2 separate regions of the Homo sapiens genome follow, and region 2 is linked to region 1. The links are chromatin loops, found by intact Hi-C in ENCODE. Cell type or tissue: GM12878. All regions are shown on one strand.

Region 1 (2,500 bases):
CCACACCTCCCACCTTTGTATTATTACATTTATGTTTGCTTACACACATTTGAATTCCCACAAAACTTGCCATGTCTCCTTGCAAGTCTCCTGGCACCTCTTTCTTCAGCTGGTTTGCCTTCCTTTGTCTGCATCATGTTCAAATTCAGTGCTCCCTCTTCTGTTTGAGAGAATGAGTCATCTCACCTCCAGCCTCTCTTTCTTGGCCTCAGTCCTCTTTCCTATTAGCAAACACACAGCCAGGCTGCACATATGTCCCCGTCTGTGTGGTGCACCCCACAGAGAGCACTTCAATCAAATTCACATGATTTTTTTCCTTGAAACCAGGCCAGTTGCTCAGTGTTCACCATTATAGGCAGATATTTGATGCAAATGAGAAAAAAAAGAATAAAAAAGACAATGACAAACAATGACAAGAGCAACTAGCCAATCAGTGTAATGTCCCTTCTCATTGCATACAATCAGCTCCAGCTGTAGGCCCTTTATCTTGAGAGTTCATAGGATAATGCACACACATAATTAACCCAAACAAACTCACTTTTGTGGAAAACATTTTGAAGACTTCAGCACAAAAGAGCACTTTTTGGTCCAAATCCGGTACTATTCTGAATTTTTAAAAAGACCACACAGAAGCTTCATCAGCAGCACCCTAATTAAACTCATCAGTTCACAGATGTTTATAAGAAAATGATCAGCGAAAATTTTCACCAAGAAATCCTGCTTACAGATGATGACAATAGTATTAGTGATAAGAGCTAACATTAAGAACTGTATTGTGCCTGTCACTTTATATAGGCCAACACATTTTAATCAATAGCCTTTTGAAGCAGTAACTGCTATCATTCCTGTTTTGCAGATGTCAAAACTAAAGCTTACAAGGTTAAACAAGTCTCCCCAAATCACACAGCTAGGAAGCACCAGGGTCTAAGCTTCAGTATGCGTGACTCAAAAGCATGTGCTTTTAATCACTACATTCTGTTGCCAGTATCATAATACCACCTGTTCTGTGACTGAAATCTAAGTAAATTTTTCAATATTTCAGTCACCAAATAGAAACTGAGTGAACTACCACTATTTTAAACCACTATTATTATTCTCCCCAGTATCCTCTTTCCCCATTTCTCACCACTACCTTTCCCTCAACTTCTGCTTTATGGTCTAAAAATTTTCCTCGTGGTCTGAAGACTCTGTTAGCAAAGTCACTCTATGAAAATGTTGTTGAAGGTAATATTTTCTGGATCATTTCACTGCCCACCTTAAAAATGGCAAAAGGTGCAATTTAATAAGCACTGACCACATTTCTCTTTCACTGATAATCTAATGAGCTGTGTAGTTTCCATACTCTGAGGAGAGAGACAATGAGCCCTTGTCAGAAACAGAGCTTTGCTGTCACTTATAATCTAATCCAGTTAGTTTCTAGCCTTTGGTTTTTATTTTTAATTATTATTGACTTCTCATTCCCCCTGTGTTATGCCACCAGATACTGTTTCTCTTCTGTTCTCTCAGTATAGATGTTTTTGTGGGCCATAGTCACAGTATTAAAAGCTGCCTTAGGCAATCTTTTTTTTTTTTAGAGGAAACACCCACTTTCATATACATTTTAAACCATAGAACATCACATGTAAATATTCATTATCGGCCAGGTGTGGTGGCTCACGCCTGTAATCCCAGCACTTTGAGAGGCTGAGGTGGGTGAATCACCTGAGGTCAGGAGTTTGAGACCAGCCTGGCCAACATGGTGAAACCCTGTGTCTGCTAAAAATACAAAATTAGCTGGCAGTGGTGGCATATGCCTGTAATCCCAGCTACTCGGGAGGCTGAGGCAGGAGAATTGCTTGAACCCGGGAGGCAGAGGTTGCAGTGAGCCAAGATCACGCCATGGCACTCCAGCCTGGGCAACAAGAGCAAAACTCCATCTCAAAAAAATAAAAAGAATAAAAAATAAATCATTATCTAAGCACAAGTGGTAATGGCCCTAAAATAAATGATTAATCAAATGTATAAGAAGGTTTTGAAGAGACAGTGAGATCAGTGAGATATGTTAAGCTGCTTTCCATTTTACTTATTTATTTTTTGACTGGTCAGTGTATTAGGATGATGCAGTATACTATTACCACTGGATTAAGCAGGAAATATAATGATTCCTCAAGCTTTTATAATACTTTGGAATTTATTCTACTTTTATATGTAAACTCGGAAAGAAACCCTGTTCTCCTAAAGGGAGAAAGAACAGGTGATATGAGCCCTAGCTTTTAATGAATCAACATACAAATATAATCTCATTTTCATCTCGTAAGGAGGCTTGTGATCCAATTGATGGCTTTGACAATTGGAGGCAGTGTGACCTCTTTGTTGCAAGTTAATCTCTTTAAAAAACAGTTTTTCTCATCTGTAAAATTTGCCTGATTAATAGTATCTACTTCCTGGAGCTCTTCTCATGATAAGTTATATGATTCATGTCAAAATATGTGACATAGGACTCCTAAAATATATGGCATGC
Region 2 (2,500 bases), 270 kb before region 1:
AGGGGTTGTTATGAATACTCATCCTAGTATGCAGAAGGGGCTTAATGAATATTCATCGTGAGACTGGGGGTAAGGTGGGTGTATCTATGATAAAATAAAACATTTCTCTGACTGAATCTTGAACTGGTGAGTCAAAATGAGAAGCCACTGCTAGTTCAGGAGTTGGGCCAGTAGCAGTTACATAGGTCCATGGCTTACCTACATCTAGACCTTTGCTGCTCAGAGTGTGACCCATGGACTAACAGCAGTGATATTACCTGGGAGTTTGTGAGCAATAGAATCTAAAGTTCCACCAAAGACCTACTAAATCAGAAACTATGTTTTAAAATAAAAACTTCAGTGATTTGTATGCATATTTAAGTTTGAGAAACACTGCTCAATAAGAAACTTATTTTTTGGTTTGGATCCTGATGTTTTGTTCCTTCACTACATGTTTTGGCCTGCAGTTGAGATAGCTACCATTTTCTAACTCTTTTACTTTAAACATATACACATCTATAAGGAAAGAGCTCTATTTATTCAACAAATTGAACACACTATGAACAACTACTATGTTGTCCTACTTTCTAGACCTTTGCTTTCCAAAAAAGTAGTTATAAGTCACATATGGTTATTTAAATTTAATTAAAATAAAATAATACAAAATTACAAATTCATTCCTCAGTTGCACTAGCCACATTTCAAGTGCTTAGTAGCCAGTAGGGCTAATGGGTATTGTATTAAACAATGCAGATATGGAATTGTCCATTATTCCAGAAAGTTCTATCAGACAGAGCTGTTGTAGGCAATACATAATAAGAAAGAAATAGAAGAGATAAGGGAGCTAATTTGTTATCAAGAAATGATTATACTCTAGGTTCTTTATATGTGAGAGTGTATATATATATATATATATATAGAGAGAGAGAGAGAGAGAGAGAGAACCTAATTAATCATCAAAACTATCCTTCCAATTTTTGTGTGTTGGTTTAATTTCCTCCTTTTTTAAGTTGACTATTTTCAAATCTTCTAAATAGTCAGCACTCTCCAGGAATTGTGGGATATGCTCACATGGAGACATGATCCCTGTTCTCATGGCTCTTAAAAGCTTAACTTTGAAGACTCTTAAACATGATACACATGGAGGCAAATGTCAGCAATTACTGAAAGCTTTCTTAAAAGTTCAGTGATTCATCATTTTCTTATTGTAAAATTATAAAATTCCTATTTTGGCCAGGTGCGGTGGCTCACGCCTGTAATCCCAGCATTATGGGAGGCCGAGGTGGGCAAATTACCTGAGGTTAGAAGTTCGAGACCAGCCTGGCCAACATGGTGAAACCGTGTCTCTAATAAAAATACAAAAATTAGCCGGGCACAGTGGCAGACACCTGTAATCCCAGCTACTTGGGAGGCTGAGGCAGGAGAATCAGTTGAACCTGGGAGGCAGCAGTTGCAGTGAGCCGGGATCATGCCATTGCACTCCAGCCTGGGTGACAGAGCAAGACTCCATTTCAAAAAAAAAAAAAGTTCTATTTAGATTGGGATGATTTTTTAAAAGCCAAGTCAAAACAAAAACAAAAACAAAAAAAAACCAACAGAAGACCTGACCTACTTACCATTCACAAACTAATTCACTTTTTTTGCCTTGCATTACCCTTGCAGAGGGCAGTTTGTTGACTACTGTACTCATAGCTTCTCATTTACTGGGAAGCCCTTACTTAGGCTTGTCATTTTGGATTTAGAGCCAACGGGAAAATAAAACGGTTGTCCAAGTGAAGAATGTGACTGTTATGTGAAAGTAGCAATATTGGCCCGTCTTTCTTAGAGGGGTTCCCCTAAAAGCCTTACCTACCTGGACAGAGAAACCACTCTTATTCCAAGAAGTGTAACCTAGCAGAGCACTTTTAAGAACAAGGGGGAAATAATCCTGAAAAATATTTGTGTAGCTTCTCAAGCATAAAGCTGCTCAAGGTGCAGTCTGTGAACTGGCAGCGTCAGGTCTCACAGGTCAGGTTGTTAGAATCGTGGGATCTCCAGCTCCTCCCCAAAGCTATAGAATCAGAATCTCTGAGAGTGGAACCAAAAAATTTGTTCTTAAAAGTACCTCAGGTGATTCTTAGGATTGCTGAAGTTTGAGAGATGCTGCTCTACAATTTACAAGAGATTTTTAAAAGCTAGTGGGAGACCTTAAGCAGCTCTAGTTGCTAAACTGAAGTGGAGGTGAAAGTAGGAAATACTGCATACAGGAAGGACAAAATAAACATATCTAAGGCACAATGATCAGACATTTAGCATGAATCTGAATGAGTGTTTAATCCTGGTGGGTTTTTTTTTTCTTCTTTTTGAATCACTTGGGACCTTTAAACACATTGTTTCCTAGTCTAATGAATAGACATGTTAATGAAAATGGATAATGCATGGTGAAAAGCACATGTTGTTAAACACGCCTTGCTTATCTCTGCCTGGCTTATTCTTACATATCCTAAAGGGTTCAGCTTAAATTATGCTTCTTCTAGGAAAG

What was found. Hi-C counts contacts between places; a loop is a spot of excess contacts. Peaks named below come from ENCODE experiments on the same cell type or tissue, not always from the same donor. Only the 100,000 strongest peaks of a DNase experiment are listed, where the experiment ranks them.
Region 2: it touches region 1 in a loop (3-fold over the local background); 2 of 110 quality-filtered maps call a loop at or near these places.

The regions. Positions count from the first base shown.
Region 1 is chr11:83,969,010-83,971,509 of GRCh38, reverse strand. All of the region lies in intron 12 of DLG2 (discs large MAGUK scaffold protein 2), which reads left to right. Among named protein-coding and RNA genes, the nearest start is that of DLG2-AS2, 330 kb to the right of the region's middle. In GM12878, no CTCF peak of the experiment used is centred here; DNase peaks (open chromatin) are centred at 279 and 1,219; H3K27ac peaks cover 609 bases.
Region 2 is chr11:84,241,416-84,243,915 of GRCh38, reverse strand. All of the region lies in intron 8 of DLG2 (discs large MAGUK scaffold protein 2), which reads left to right. Among named protein-coding and RNA genes, the nearest start is that of DLG2-AS2, 600 kb to the right of the region's middle. In GM12878, no CTCF peak of the experiment used is centred here; no DNase peak of the experiment used is centred here.